2 separate regions of the Mus musculus genome follow, and region 2 is linked to region 1. A link is a loop called in an ENCODE intact Hi-C map of the cell type or tissue named here. Cell type or tissue: left cerebral cortex. All regions are shown on one strand. Each heading gives the region's core, and the rest is flanking DNA. Links, peaks and the distances in the headings are about the cores only.

Region 1 (8,329 bases), core at 168-8,167:
AAAAAAAAAGCAATAACACAGGAGAAAGCACTTGAAAAATCACATAATCTGGAAAAAGGACTTGCATCTGGAATATAAAGAGATCTCTCAAAACTCAAGAGGAAGAAAATTAACAACCCAATAAATAAATGAACAAAATATTTAAATAGACCCTTCAACACCACACACAGAAGGCAAACGAGCACATTTAAAAATAGATTCCACACCAGTGTCCACTTAGGAAACAGCAAATTAAACAGTGAGATGCGTTTGCGCCTGTTTTGTCTGTTATTGCCAGGCAGGGTCTCTTGTGTCCCGTGCTGACCTCACGCTCGCCGGCAGCAGAGAATGGTCCTGAATTTGCAGACCTCCTTCCTCTCTCCCAGGGCTGAGCCCAGTTTCTCTGCTTATTCAATTTTACAAACAGTTTTGCCTACATGTATGTTTGTGCACCATATTCATGCCTGGTGCCCACAGAAGTCAGAAGAGAGCATCAGACAACTGGAACTTGAGTTACAGATGGTTGCAAGCCACCATATGGGAATCACAACCTCTATAAAGCACCAAGAGCTCCTACCTGCTGAGCCAACTCTGTAACTCCCTAAGCCCAGCTTCTTTCCCTTCCTTTCTTCCTCTTCCCTCTCCCCATCCCTCCCTTCCTTTTCTTCTACTTGGATTTTTCTTCCTCTTATTGAAAATAAAAGCTGGGGGGGGGCTAGAGAGATGGCTCAGTGGTTAAGAGGTCCTGAGTTCAAATCCCAGCAACCACATGGTGGCTCACAACCATCTGTGATAGGATCTGATGCCCTCTTCTGGTATGCCTGAAGACAGCTACGATGTACTCACATGAATAGAATAAATAAATAAATAAATAAATAAATAAATAAATATTTAGAAAAAAGCAAAGCAAAGCAATTCAAACCAAAGCAGGGGATGGTGGTGCACGCCTTTAATCCTAGCACTCAGTGGACAGAGGCAGGTGGATTTTGAGTTCAAGGCCAGACTGGTCTACACAGTGAATTCTGGGGCTGCCAGAGCCACACAGAGAAACCCTGTCTCAAAACAAGCAAACAAAAGATCTATTTTTCCTCACATACTATCATAATTATTGTTTTCCCTCCCTCTACTTCTCCTGGTTCCTTCCTACCTCCCCTCTCATCCGGATCCATTTCCTTTTGTCTCTCATTAGAAAGCAAACATGCTTCTAAGGAATAATAATAAGATATAATATAAACAAAAACTAATACATAAGAATAGAACAAAACAGGAAAAGAGCCTTTAAAAAGGCACAAGAAACAGATAGAGATCCTAGACTACTTGTTCACACTATCAGGGATCCCATAAAAACACTGGAAGCAATAATATATACACAAAGGATCTATACAGTAAAAGAAACACACATATATATAAACACAATAAGGAAAATGTTTTAAAAGCCCTGACCGACATGACATTTATGACATTATAAGATATGTAGCCTCCAAAGATGCCACTGAGTTCATTTTCTGTTGGCATCTACTTCCACCAATCCCAGCTTTTCATGTAGGACAGGCATGGGACCCTGGACCCAGCACTCCACCAACTGAGCAGTATTTCAATCCTGTTTGTTGTTTAAATAGGTTCTTGATACATAACTAGGTAGGTAAGTGCTTAGTTATGTAAGGTCCTAGCTTCAGTCTCTCCAATACCAGTAAAAAGGCAGAAGGATAGAAATCTATCTACCAAGACCCACTAACTGCCTTTACGCTGCTAACAGCATAGAGAAGTGAACAATACAGCTACAAGGTCTCACAACCCTGCTCAAAACAAACTCCTGCAGAGCCAAAAGGGAACCCACAGAGACAGTATTCTGAGAGGCATGACTCATGCATGAATCAGGTCCAGATGCAGGAAGTCTGAGTCACACTTGGGTACCTGCAGACGGCAGAAGCTTCAAGCCAAAGGAGGCAGAGGTAGGGTCACAGAACTGGTTTTCTTGATTTTTCTCTTGTTTTTAATAAGTGAAATGTTTATTAGCTATGTTTTTCAATGTATTCTGTAACAAAACAAGGATTGTTTTGTTTTTCAAGACAGGGTTTCTCTATGTGGCCCTGGAGGTCCTGGAACTCAGTCTGTAGAGCAGGCTGGCCTTGAACTCAGGGATCTGCCTGCCTCTGCCTTCCAAGTGCTGGGATTAAAGGCATTCGGAATGCAGTTTATCTGGAGTTTAGCTCCAGAACAAGAATTCTAAGTTCTGTCCTTACCAAACCCAGCCTACTTTTGACCCTCATAATGCTGTGGGGACACGGATCTAGATGGATGGGATTTGTTTGTTTTGTTTCATGTAATACTTTAACAAGAAACAAAATGTCACATTACATCAAATTAATAAAGTATCTCGGATCATATAACGATTTCCTTTAGAACTCTATATAGTCTTGCACTGTTCCAGAAGTTGATTTTAACAGCCTGCTAGTACAACCTAAGGCAGAAGCTCTGCAACACTCTGCTGCAGCTTCCTCTGCTCCTCTAGTGACACTTCCACTGCCACTCCTGAGCACCTTGCCTAACCCCCACCCCTGGGCCTGGGATCAAAGCCAGGGCTTTGTGCATGTTATACAAGTGGTCTAGTACTGAACTGTACCCATATCCCTGAAGCTGCCTGTCAGTCACAACACATTGCATTATCTACATATTCTAATTTAGTAGAGATGTGAAAACCACACTACATCTGAATGATTTACAGTCCAAATCCTAGTGAGAGGGCTTTCTCTCATCCTTGTTATCACATAAGGGAACTGCCTCAAAAAGAATCCCAAAGGAGATACAAGTCAAAGGCCACTGAGGATATGAGAACTGATATCTTTATAATTTCTGATTCCTGTAAATAGAAGTTTAAACACTTCTGAAAGAGGTATAGTTTTGCGAATTAAGGAAGCAAACCATACCTGGGGAGACAGTGCAACAGGTAAGAGCTTGTAGTGTCCGAGCAAGAGGACGGAGTTCAAATTCCTGGAAGCCACACTTGTTAGTGTTGTGCCTATAAGAACCATGCTGTAGGGAACAGTGATAGGAGACTTGAGGGGGCTTTCTGGCTGCAAGTCTACCTCTAGGTTCAGAGAAAGACCTTGCCTCAAGAGAATAGTGTGGATTGTGATGACAAAGGGTGCCAGGAAACTCTCGGCTTAGAGGCTATGACAATATCACGTAAAGATCTTGCACACCCATCTTCAAACCAAGACCCTTTTAAAGCTCACTCTGTTCTCAACAGGAAACTTAAGATTCCAAAAGCTACATAGAGGGAACCATGTGGTATCTCAGCAATACTCCATGGTACTGGGCTCTTCTGAGTAGATCCTGGTGCTGGCTGCTACCATCTGGGTTCAATTAATTCTTCCTGCTTCTAATCACTAGTCTAGCTAGCTCAAAGAATGGTCCAGAAACCCAGATCAGCCCTCCTTAGTAACCTTCTACCCCAAAGCCAGGAAAACTCAAACTGGTTCCTAAAATCTGGCTTCCTACTTCAGCCAAGTGATAGAATCGCTGCCTTTGTGACATTCTGCAGGCACTTAAGAAAATCTTGCAGCCATTTAAGCACCCTGAATATATGACTGAAACTATTTCCACAGTACCAAACAAACTTTTACTTGTTTCTCATTTAAAATGAATGAATAGAAGGCGACTAAAACCATTTGGGGATCTCTTACTGTCGATGTAAGCACTTATACTTGGGCTATAGGAACATGGCTGGATTAACCCACCAGTGACTAAAAACAATATCACTGGCCCCCTTTACACAGCTTTACTTTCCAAATCCTTTTCTATTTTCTTTTTAATTTACAGAACCCCTGGAACTGGAGTTACAGACAGATGTGAGCTGTCATGTGGGTGCTGGGAATTGAACCTGGGTCCTCTGGAAGAGCAACTGTTGCTCTTAACTGCTGAGCCATCTTTCCAGCCCCTACTTCCATAAACCTTAAGCCAAGTTCTAGAAATACACGCCATTTTATAGGACACAGACATGATGAAGCAGCCATCCTGTTGTTTAAATCTTCCCACACTCATCTTGTACAATACCCGCTTTGCAGAAAAGGTAGCTTTCCAAACTCATGTTCCCTGACACGCTGACTAGAATGCTCAAATGAGGGTGCCAGGCTGCTTTGAGAGGTTAGTTTAGTACCTCTGCATATCTAGGCATCAACTGTCCATGTACTGTACTTAGTAATACATGCCTCCCTGGGATTACTGGATAATAAAAGTGTCAGAAAGAGTAAAAAAGAAGAATCTGTTCCTTATAACTTTCCACCAAGCCAATCTCCACCCCTCAAGCCTGAGATGCACACTTACTTTTCAGCATAACCACATGGCCTCCCTCCACCCTCTTTCTCTTGAGACAGTATTTTATTATATAGGATTGGCTGGCCTAGAACTCACTATGTAGACCAGGCTAACCTCAAACTCACAGAGCTCTGCCTGTCTCTGCCTCTGGAGTGCTGGAATTGAAAAGGTGTATGCTACCACCCACAGGCTTCTTTTTATTCTGTGATGATATAACAGAGATCACAATGTTCCCCTGTGGGCTTGTTTTTCTGAGGGTACAGACTACTCCTACTCGGACTCTGGTGCTGCCCTCAACACCTCACAAGCCCTCAGCCAGGACTCCCTGACAAAGCGATGATAAATATGTCTTGACCAACATGTTCTCAGCTAAAAATGTAATGTGCAGCCCATTTATAATCCCATGCATTATACAGCAGTGCTTCTAAATAGGTCACCACGACATGTGGCTGAAAAGATCCCCAAAATAGACATGGTCCTGCTTTTCTGGCCTTTGTGTCTCTTCTAGATGTGAGGCTGCTTGGAGCATCCCACCTCTTCTTAGATGAGTTACCTGTACTGCTGTTGCTAAGCAGGCTGACAGAAAGCTCTTCCGTTCCACTGAAGTTCAAGGACATGCTGTCACCAGGCTGGCGGGAAGTGCTGTGCCTGCAGAGAACAAAGCCAGGCCACCTGGATTAATTAATGTAGATCATCACTTTTTTTTTTCCTGTTCACCCTGTATCCTAGTGTATGGGAGAGGGCATATGGGATTGGAAACGCTAATGAAAAAGAAGCAACACTTAGGATCCACACCTCAATCATGTAGTAGTGCTTCACTTCTGTGTCAGCCTTGAACACTCTCCCTGGTTGCTTACCTACCACCATGCTAGACCCTTTCTGCCCGCTTAATAACAAAGGAAAGATATAAAATGCCTGAAAGGATATACCACAGTAAACCTGGTGAAAAGGGCCACACACCATCCAGATCTCCCATGAACACCCCCAGCAAAGAAGATGTCCAATGTCTAAGGAAGGGACCAAGAAGGCTGCTCTTTGCAAAGTGGTTCCCAAAGCAATTTAGGACCAATATGTTCATCAAGGCTTAAGTGTCTTTCTTCCTACACTGACTCTTCAGAGGCTTTATAAAATATTTTGTTAAAAAACCAACATGCCAAGTAAAGGAAGGCTGTCTAAGGCTGAATCTCCTGTCCCAGCATTCTATAGGCTAACCCTGAGATAAAAAAATAGATAGCTCATTTTCGCCTTTGACCAAGGTTTGGAAGAAAACTAGGAAGTTTACAAAATGTAAGCTCAAAATATACCTAAGCAGGGCCTTGGTAATATTACAGGCAAAATGCCAGGCAGATGGCTTGTACCCAGGGATGGGACTGACACTGGCTGACAAAGGAGGGTCCTGACCGAGTGTGCTCTAAGTCACAATGTGCCATTTCATCAGCTGTCTGTTCAGCACTGTGCAAACCTCACCTCCCGGCAGCTTCATGGTATGCCAACTCCAACAGCTCTGCAGAGGAGTGGGTAGGGTCCCTCTGCCTGCTGCCCTGCAGCTCTGCCATGTTTTGCCGGGTCTGATGATGGATCTGGATGGCCTCTCCAGATGGGCCTAGGCAGACAAAGAACCACTGAATGTTATGCCCCCCGACAGCTCAGGCTCCACACAAAAACATACTCTTCCTTCTTCCCAGCTGTTGAGCTATGGGAGAGATCTGACAAAAGAGCCCAGCAAGAGGAACATTAGACAAGGAACTATCAGGCTCCCACAGAGGAAGGACTCTTTCTCCAAACAGGCCCCATGCTTCATCATGTCCAGTGTGTTAAGAACATTTGGGACCATCAGTTTCATCAATACTATGGAGATGCCATACAGAAACAGCCAAGTATAGAAGGATCAAAAGATGACAAGAGGAGGAAAGTAAAAAAAAAAAAAAAAAACAAGTCAGGCATGGTGGTCTACACCTTTAGCACACCCCTTTACCAGCACTTCAAAGGCAGAAGCAGGTGGATCTCTGACTTTAAGGTCAGCCTGGTCTACAGAGTGAATTCCAGGACAGCCAGGGTTACACAGAGAGACCCTGTCTCAAAAAACAAACAAACAAAGCGCAAGTGCGCACTGGCATACATACAACACTCACATAATCAGCAACAACAAAAGCAAACCAAAAAGTAAAAGTGTGACTCTAGGAATCAATGGTGCTTAAGCACAAAAAAGATACAACAAGAGAGGTCAGAATTAGTCACGTCTAGTAAAAGGCACTTCCTGGAAATACACAACTTAGAGGATAAATAAGGTTACAAAGGGTTAGTAAGGTTGAAGAAAGATTCATCTGGGGAGAAGAACTAGCTATGAAACCCCAAATGTGAAAGAAGTAAAAAGTGTGGAGATCAAGAAATTGAGTTAAGAAGGGAAAAGAAGGTTTGGGCGGCCTGGTGAAGAAAGAAGGGTCTTAGTTACTAGTGGGTCATGTGTACAAGAGGATAAACAAGTCAACAGTCTGGAGACGAGGGGTTTTTGGTTTTTTGGCTAGTTTTTTTTTTTTTTTTTTTTTTAGTAATGTGGTCATGAAGGGTGAGGTAGGAAAAACACAAAGAGATGAATGGAGGTCATGGTAGAAAGTTCTCTGGGGAGATGGCTCAATCAAATAAAACGCTTGCCAAGCGAATGTGAGGACCTGAGTTCAGGCCCCCAGCATGAATGAGGTGTGCACTATGTACCTGTAACCCCATGCTAGGAAGACAGAGCAGGAGAATTCTGGGGGCTTATTTGGAAGCTAGTCTAGCCCAACAATGAACTCCAGCTTCAATAAGAGAGCCTGTCTCCTAAGCTAAGAGCAACAGAGGCCACTATGACCTTCACATGTATGAACACTTGTATGTGAATGCACACACACACACACACACACATACATATCCACATGTATGCAGAGGAGGGAAGAGACAGACAGAGACAGAGACAAGGATCTCAGCCTGGGGGCTGGAGATGTCACTTAATTGAGACAGTTCTGGCCTAGTACGCAGGAAGCAGGAAGCACAGGACTTGATCCCCTGCATCACATGAGGTGGCCTGGCGGTGATGATCTTAAGTTCAAGGTCATCCTCCATTACACGCAAAGTTCAACACTAGTCTGGGCTGCATGAGACTCTGCCTCAAAATAAATAAGAAGCAAAAGAAAATAGAAAAGTGAGAAACAGAGCAATGTCTCAGACTCTAGTATTAATGACAGAAAAGAAAGCAAAAGACACCAGAAGCAACTTGTGTGATTTTAGCAGTGATAAGGGACAAAGCAGGATTGGAATGTCCTCCACTTACAGCCAAGTAAACCAGATTTATTTCATTTTCATTTAACAGTAAAATCAAGTGTAAAAGAAAATAACACTTCTAACAGTTCAGCAAGATGGTTCCCATTAAACAAACAAACAAACACAACACAACACAAAATGGAGCCTAGCATATCTGTTCTTTCCTAGCCCAGCACAAGTCCATTAAGCTGAAGTTTAATTTTAACTACAGCTTTAAAAATGCTTACTGTCATCTTCTTGAGGCCAGAATAGAGTAAAAAGATTGGCTATAAAATATAGTGGCCGGGCGGTGGTGGCGCATGCCTTTAATCCCAGCACTTGGGAGGCAGAGGCAGGCGGATTTCTGAGTTCAAGGCCAGCCTGGTCTACAAAGTGAGTTCCAGGACAGCCAGGGCTATACAGAGAAACCCTGTCTCGAAAAACCAAAAACCAAAACCAAAACCAAACCAAAACAAAACAAAACAAAAAAATTGAAGTAAAAATAATTATTTTTATCCACCTGTCGGAAGCCCCTAAGAAATGACAGAGTAACATAAGTGGGGCTTAGAGAAGTAAGGGGTGAAAATGAGGGCCAGGAGAGCCCAGGTCTTTCAAGCAAACATACAAGCAAAGCCCTTAGGTTCACATGGATGGTCAGTTACAAAGCTTGTCCTCAAGTGTGTGTTCAAAGACCCCGCTGTGAGAAGCCCAGCTGGCATGTCCATCTCACTGGTGGAACCAAGAGGGTCACAGAAGC
Region 2 (8,329 bases), core at 127-8,126, 90 kb before region 1:
AAAAAAGAAAAAAGCATAGGATTATGCCTTCCCCGGGGCATTCACCTTTACACAGCACCTGCTTCTCCCATTTCTCACAATCTCCCAGCTATTGGCAACAAGAGCCTTTACCTCTTCTTGTCCAACTCATGTTTCCTTAAATGCACTTCTGCATCCTGAATTTCATAGTCATCAAATCCAACATTTCTCTTTATGCTCTGCCAACACTAAGACTACAGCAGCTGGGTGTGACTGCACAGCCTGTAAGCCAAGCACTCAGGAGGCCCGAGCAAGAGGATCCTGGGTTTGAAGTCAGTGAGACTCTAAGACTGTACGACACGGTGTTTTTATTTTATAATTTCACAATGACCACCTATGTTTTGATATAACTGATTCCGGAATAGAAGCGACTGAATTATGCCCACCTCTCTACCTACCAATATTCACCGGAGGCCTAGTTTCCCTTTTTCCTGATATCCTAGTCCTTCTACAGTAACATTTCATCCCACTTAATAAGCTTGCTTCAGAGTCCACATTAAACCCCACCAACCTGGCAAGGTATGAGATCAGGAAAAGCTTAAAGGTCTCTTTACTGAGCTTCTGTTCAGAAGCATGTGTTGACTTTTCATACTGAGTTTCAACTCATCTGAAGGAACACCACTATTTCTAATGTACTGAGGGAAGGTTGCTGGGGAATCAAAACTGGGCCCTCAACATACTAGGCCAACTTCCCTACCACCTGAGCTCCAAGCCCAGCCACAATCCCTAAGGTTTACCACTACTGTCCTCCAGGTGACGCTGCTGGATTAAGAAACATTATAGCAATATGATTAAACCATTTAAATTGAGAGAAAACCTTGAAGATTAAAGACCAAAAAATGACTTGTAGTACAAACATTCCTACTTTTATACTTGAGAGACCGTGAAGCCAGGAGAACTAACTTTCAAAGTCAGAACAATGGCCTCAGATCATCCCATCCAGCCAGTGTCTTGTTTCACTCTCTAGAACTACATACTTACCTGCCTTTCAATTGCCTGAAAGCAAGGCCACATTCACCCCGAGATAAGCTAGGCACGGTGGTTCGCACCAGTGAGCCCAGCATTTGACAGTTAAGGCCGCAGCATCGGGAGTTCAAGGCCAACCTCATCTATTAATGTGTTTGAGGCCAGCCTGAGATGCATGAAACCCTATCTAAAAGGGGAAAAATTAAAGCAAACAATATAAGTTTACTAGAATTCACTCTTCCCAAAAGCTTAATTAAGGTTTATTAATGGGTGACTCATTAACATTTATTAAGAATTTTATCTACGCCGGGCAGTGGTTGTGCACGTCTTTAATCCCAGTACTTGGGAGGCAGAGGCAGGTGGATTTCTGAGTTCGAAGACAGCCAGGACTACATAGAGAAACCCTGTCACGAAAAACCAAAAAAAAAAAAAAAAAAAAAAAAAAAGAATTTCATCTACAAACTATACCAACAGGCAAATGAGATAAAAGTACATCCCATTAATACAGGTGGGACAAACATGAATTCTGATAGAAAATACTCCTCGTTTTTAACAGTTTATTTGAGGGAATGTTTTACCATAAATTTGATGGTACAAATATTAAATTCTCAATGTTTGATATCTTTTCCAACTGATGAATCATTTTAGACATAGATTATAAATTTCAAACACAAAGGTCCATTAGCTTTTGCAAAATGTTTCCTCAATGCCTCGGAGAACATCTGTGGATACAAGCAGGAAATTGCAGAACACTCTTCAAGGCCATTTAGAAACACACCAGAAACCTTTTCTTTTTTTTCCTGCTAAAATTGTTTTTTTCTTATAATCTCTCTCTAGTCTTTCCTTTCTTCCCACCTCAGGATAGTTGATAGCTCCAGACATCTGATGGCCATTTCCCCTTTACTGTGTATCCTCTTCATTTTCAGAGGTCCTCCCTAAACTGCCCAAACCTCCAAGCCCACTCACATATGGAGCAAAGGCCCCCTAAGCCAGCTGTTCAGGGAGAGGCCTCAACTTGCACAATACCAGAAACATTTAGACATTTAGTAGTGACTTGGTGTGTGGATAGAGGTGGCTTTCAGGGTACACTTTAGTAATATCAGTCTTGTTTCCAAAAAATTTTGCAAAACTGTTATTTTAAATTCATTTTCTCAAAGAATCCACAATTTCTTCAGAAAAATTCATACCCCAAACCTAGAATGTTCCCTGGTATAAATGAATGCTTCTAACCAGAAAAGCATACCATAATGCTGAAATCAGTATCACCAAGGAATCAACAAATGGCCTGCCTGTGATGTTGCTGGATTCCAGAGACATCCTGCTGAATGTGTACAAGGACCCTGGAGGAAAGCTAACTTGATTATTGTTCTTACCTGAGAAAATCCTAAATGTTGGCCTCAATTTTCTATTTCATGTAGTATCAAAATACAATTTCCAAATTAAATGTGTATGGAGTATGTGGGTTTAAGAAAGCCTTTCAAAGACTAGCCATAGGTCATATGAGCTACAATTCAGGGCAGTTAATACTTAGGTCAGCTAAAAACTGCCCAAGGGCTGCTAAAATGCAGATTTCTGGGTCTCACCCTCAAAAATGTTTATGTATTTAGAAGTCTAAGGTGGAATCCAAGGAAATTTTCTCCCTAGTCTTAAGAGCTAGGTGGCCACAGTTGTAATTCTGCCACTGTGTGACCTTGACAAGAAATATTCTTTTAGAAAAAACCCAGGATGATGTGAAGAGTTGTCTATAGTGATGTGGTAACAGAACTCCAAAGTCTTGGGTAGGCAGGTAGGCTCTAGGCTAAGCTATTGACTAGGGTGTGGCTGGGCAGGTCTCCTTTACCGGAAATCAAGCTCCAGAATCCATCTCTGAGGGTCTCAGGAATGCAAAGGCCCCCAGGGTTGCTTCGTTTTCATTTCATCTCCAGGAAGGCACGCAGCATGGACCGTTGGGATGTATGCAGGGACCCACACCCTCCTTCACGCCCAGGACTGCTGGAAAGGGGTCTTCCCACACAAAGCCAGACCCGAGGTGTGGAAAGTGGGGGAAAAAAACAACTTCAGACAAGCAAACCAAACCGGTCGTAGTAGAGAAAACCAGGAGATGGGTCTCCACTCGCGGATGAGCCTTTATTACAAGTGGGTGAATGGTGGAAGGAAAGCGCCTTTCGCCCAGGTCCGGCAGAAGGGTCTAGAAGCAGGAACGCGACTTCCTCCTTTCCTCGGGCACCCCCTCCCCCACCGGGGCTCTGCGCTAGGACACGGCGACCCCCGCCCGCCAGCCACCGAGAGGCCTCCCGGGGAGACCCCGCCCCGGCCAGGCCGCAGGAAACGGAGAGTCCAGCGGCCGCCGCGCCCAAAAGGTGGCGGCGCGTAGGGAGAGAGCCGCCGCCCAGGCTCGGGCCGCCCCGCCCCGCAGCCCCCGGCCGCCCGGCTCCCCAGCGCGCTCACCGCCTTCATGGCGGAGGCCATATCGTCGTAGCGCTCCGCCTGCTCCGCCAGTCGCGCCCGCTGCAGCAGCTGCTCTCGATCCCCCATGTCGCTCGCGACTCGGCCTCGCCTCGCACGCCCACACCGCCTGCTCACTCGCTCGCTCGCTCGCCCGCCCGTCCGCTTCCCGGTCGCCGCCGAGGCCGCTACCGCGCACGCGCACTGGCTCGCCGGCTGGCGGGAGGCTGCAGGCTGCGCCGCCGCTCGCGCCTTCTCGCTGGCTGGCTGCACGCGCTGTGGCGAGCGCCGCGGAGCCGCCGAGAGAGGATAGGGGGCGCCGCGGGCGGGCGGGCGGGCGGGGAGGACGCGACCACGCCTGCGCACTCGGATCAGCCCGCCGAGCTACGGGAGGGGGCGGGGCGGCCCAGCCCTAACGGTCTTTTTAAGGTGACGTCACCTACTATAAATAGCCGCGGCGAGGGCCGCGCTGGAGAGCTGCGCAGGCGCCTTAGGAGTACTGCAGTTTACCGCCGCAGCGTTGGAGGGTGGGGAGCGGCTGGGGCGCGGCGATGGTGGTTCCGCAGGCAGGCGTTGTCGCAGCCCTGGCCAGGAAAACGCTACAGAACCCATGATAGAGCTCGGGCTTGAGAAGCAGATACCCGCAGATAACCCTGTATGGAAAAGCCGAGGCGCCCCGGACCGAGGGGCGGCTTTGTTGGGTGTTGCCACCTCCAGCAAGCGGTCAGCTCTGTCAGCGGCGTGGGGTGGGTCCTGCCCTTTGGGACAGCCCCTCACAGACACACTAGAATCCACAATACTGCAGGGTAGTGCCATCCTTAAAACTGACCTTGGGCCAGCTCTGGCTTGCACAGGAAGGGATAGGGAACTTGGCAGAGCGGAGTAGCGTTCAGGACATACCTACGGGGACCTGACTTACTGTTGGGCCTTGACTAGCACTAACCTATTTCATACAACCACTCCGGGAAAGGCTCAGCAGGTCCCCCATTCTTCAAAGCAGAAGTGCAATCTACAACCCTGGTAAACCTAGGAAAACCAAAAGTTGGCAACTATCAGGGTCGACTTAGCCTGGTTCAAATCTTTTTAGGGAATTAGTGATTATAGGTCAGAGGTGCAGTGTTGGCCTGGAGGGCCTGATGCTCAGTGGAAGAAGGAACAAAAATTCAAGGCAAGGTGACATATCCTATTTGTGGAGGGGCCAAAATCTAATTTCAGTGTCTTCTTGGATTTCTGTGGCGATGGACTGGACACTAAGCCTTCACCGCTCCTGTCGTTCTGTGCTAAAGGTCCCTGGGTTGGACCTCAAGCTAGAAAAAGTGCAATTAAAACAAAACAGTCTGGCATGGTGGAACATGTCTTTAATCCTAGTAGCCAGGAAACAAAGGAACAGGCAGGCATATCTCTGAGTTCTAGGCCAGTCAGGGATACACAGAGAAATCCTGTCTGAAACACACACACACACACACACACACACACACACACGGCTGTTACACAAAGAGAAGCCATGCACACACATAAGAAAAATCTAGCCCACTGTAGCACAGAAGAAGGGGCCTTAGGTTCACTGAGGAGTGTGTGTGTGTGTGCTCATGTTGAAGACTGCTCAGGAGCCATGTTTTTGTTTTTGTTTTTGTTGGTTTTGTTTTTTGAGACAGGGTTTCTCTGTGTAGCCCTGGCTGTCCTGGAACTCACTCTGTAGACCAGGCTGGCCTCGAACTCAGAAATCCGCCTGCCTCTGCCTCCCGAGTGCTGGGATTAAAGGTGTGCGCCACCACACCCAGCTATGATATATATATGTGTGTGTGTGTGTGTGTGTGTGTGTATATATATATATATATATATATATATATATATATATATATATGCATGCGCCACCCCCATATCACCTGTCACTGTCACACAGTCACACACTTAAGATACTTGTTAGGGGAAATATTAGCCTGGTTTGTTAACCAGGATTTGTGTTAGTAGAGGTGGCTCTTCAAATATGGTGAAACTTAACAGATGGGGACCTTCTAACCACTCAAATCCCAGCTCATGGCTGCCAGGTCCTTATTTATTTGAAAGTTTGTTGTTGTTACATTGAAACAGTCTCACATGTAGTCCAGGCTGGCCTCAAACTTGTGATTCTCCTACCATCCCCCCTGGAGTTCCCAGGTTGCGGGCACGTGCCCCGAGTTCCAGCAAACCTCAGTTTTTGAGCCTGGCATGAGCCAGTTGCACCTTTGCTGGGGTTACTGCAGTATTGAGCATGTAGCCGGTGCTCAGTGCTGGAGGCAGAGCTCCGGGGAGGGAAAGTGCCCTCTGCACAAGCCTGGAGTGGTAAGAAGCCAGTCAGGTGTGGTGAAACATGCTTGAGTCCCAGTGCTGGGGAGGTAGAGGCAAGCGGATTCCTCGGGCTTTGTGAGCACCCATCACAGTCTCATTGGTGGACAGTTAGCCTTCTGTAAAGATGGAGTGCCAGGGCGGGTGGGTATGGCCCTGAGGTCCTGACCTCAACTTTCTAGCTCTGAAAGTCTGGGGGCTTTGGAAAATCTAACAGCATGGCAAGAGGTAAAGCCAGGCCTGCTCCTAAAGATAGGTGTTGGCCTGACAATGCAATTTAATGGTAGGACACCTGCAAAGCACATGCAAGACTCTCGGCTTAATTCCTAGCACTCCAAATAAGTAAATAAAGCTGGTCATGGTGGCACACACTTTTAATCTCTGGGCTCTTGAGGAAAAGGCAGGTGGGTCTCTGAGTTCAAGCAGAGACTGATCTACAGAGTGAGTTTCAAGACAGCCAGAGCTACATAAGGGAGACCCTGACAATCAATCAATCAATCAATGACTGAGACCTTATCGATGAAACAAGGAAACAAATCCTCATTTCCTAGCAGTCATGAGGCGGCAGCTTGCCAGTACACTACCATTTAGCTAAGGTGAGGCCAGCACTCTTCCCATTCTAAAGGTAAGGGGGAAGGAGGCCAGGCAAGTGCTCGGCTTGCCAACTGCAGCACAGTACAGACACTTGGTCCCAGATGTGTCTTCACCACTGTCTGCACCACTGCCCGTGACCTTCTGAGGGTCTTCTGAGTACTGGGCTGAGATTGTAACTGTCAAGTGCTCCTTAAATGGTTCCTTAAATGGGAAGTAAAGGAGAGGGTCACTAGTCTTTGCCAAGGTTCTCTGCCAGGCAACTGTGCTAAAAAACCATCTTTTCCTTCCCAGGATGTTAGTAGGAGGCAAACAGATTGCTACAGCCTCCCGGCTTCTTCCAGACGGTTGTGGTGGACTGGCCCTGACTCAGGAAACAAAGCAATCTGTGAGGGCCAAGGCCACTGGGGAAGGCAGAGCCCCAGGGTGGGGTGGGAGGTTGCTCTGCAGCGCAGGGCTTATGGAAGGATCCTTCCCTACTAAACGATATCAGAGTTTCCACCTAGCTCTTTACAACATGAGCCTGAAGCCACTTTTAAAACTCATTACTCACTCCCTGGACATCTTGGGCACACCATGTTCCCAGACTCTGCCCACAAATTTCTACCCACTAAGATGTCCTTATCTCTGCCTCCGAGCCTTTCTGTTTCTTCAGTACTGCTTCCTCCCCCCACCCCTTTTTTTAATTTTATTTTTTGTAGACAAGTTCTCCTCACATAGCCCAGGCTGACCTCGAACTTTCAAACTTGTAATCCTTTTGCCTTTGTGTCCAAAGTGTAAGGTTTAAAGGCATGTCCCATGACATAGGTCCAGCAAATCCCACCTTCAAAGAGCCTGCTCCCCCGGTTTCTCCAACAGGAGATGCTCTGCAGGGCACTGGAAAGATGGCTCAGTGGCTAAGAGCTACACTTGGAGAGGACCTGAGTCGGCTCCCAGCCCCGCTCTCAGGTAGCTCCCAGGCACCTGTAACTCCAGGTCCTGATGCCTTCTCGGATCCCTGAACTCAATCCAGTGCACATATCCACATACACACATAAATACCTACATGTAACTTAAAATAAGCAAAATAAATCTTTTAAAGAAATAACAGGCATGGTAGAGACCTGTAGTCACAGCACTTGAGACATAGATAAGAGACAAATTTGGGGCCAACCTGTGCTACACTGTGAGACCTGTCCCTTTTTATTTTAAACTACTCCTCCTTTGCATCCTTTCTTTTTTTAAAATTATGTGTATGTGTGCTGAAGTGACATAAATTCTCTCCTTTTGCTGTGAGTTCCAGAGACCAAACTCAGGTCACCAAGCTTATGTGGCGGGCACTTTTAAAAAGCAAAAACAAAAACAAGCCGGGCGTGGTGGCACACGCCTTTAATCCCTGCACTCGGGAGGCAGAGGCAGGCGGATTTCTGAGTTCGAGGCCAACCTGGTCTACAAAGTGAGTTCCAGGACAGCCAGGGCTATACAGAGAAACCCTGTCTAAAAAAAAAAAAAAAAAAGCCTTTCAATTTCTGCCTGTTTTGAGCATGATTCTAGTATCTGCTTTCTGCAAAAAATATCAATAAGGTTGATATTACTGGCCAACCAGCAGGCATCAGGCATTGTGTTATACCATTTAACAGCACATCTGATCTATTTCTCTTATACCCATTGAGCAGATAGAGAAACTGAGATTCAGAGAGGTACCTGTTTACCCAAGGCCTGCAGTTAGAGGCGTTAGCATTTGAACTACCATCTTTGTGACCATAAAGTTCAGATTCCTTGTTATTTCAAGGAACCTGCCTCTTACTTCCTTAGGAAGTTGCCATTTCTCTGGTAGGATGAAAACACCTGAGGGTATGGCTTGGAGTTTCGTCTGTCCTCAGAGCCTTGGGATGCTTGGGTTGGGAGTCCTGGACTCAGGGATTGCTCTTTTCTCTTTGTTACAGAAACCCACACTGGGGCCCTCTTAGCAAGAGGTCAAGGTCACTGCCAGCCACACACACCT

What was found. Hi-C counts contacts between places; a loop is a spot of excess contacts. Peaks named below come from ENCODE experiments on the same cell type or tissue, not always from the same donor. Only the 100,000 strongest peaks of a DNase experiment are listed, where the experiment ranks them.
Region 2: it touches region 1 in a loop (3-fold over the local background); 11 of 42 quality-filtered maps call a loop at or near these places.

Annotation. Positions count from the first base shown.
Region 1 is chr5:32,924,460-32,932,788 of GRCm38, reverse strand. It overlaps Depdc5 (DEP domain containing 5), which reads right to left. Exons shown (of 43, transcript NM_001170567.1): 23 at 5,764-5,899; 24 at 4,850-4,944. Among named protein-coding and RNA genes, the nearest start is that of Depdc5, 65 kb to the right of the region's middle. In left cerebral cortex, for the core only: no CTCF peak of the experiment used is centred there; DNase peaks (open chromatin) are centred at 1,840, 2,530 and 4,640; H3K27ac peaks cover 3,669 bases.
Region 2 is chr5:33,014,258-33,022,586 of GRCm38, reverse strand. It overlaps Ywhah (tyrosine 3-monooxygenase/tryptophan 5-monooxygenase activation protein, eta polypeptide), which reads right to left and starts at 3,771. Exons shown (of 2, transcript NM_011738.2): 1 at 3,433-3,771. The coding sequence starts at 3,519. In left cerebral cortex, for the core only: CTCF peaks have their summits at 762, 3,711 and 3,916; DNase peaks (open chromatin) are centred at 3,218, 3,864, 6,697, 6,884 and 1 more place; H3K4me3 peaks cover 4,566 bases; H3K27ac peaks cover 6,723 bases.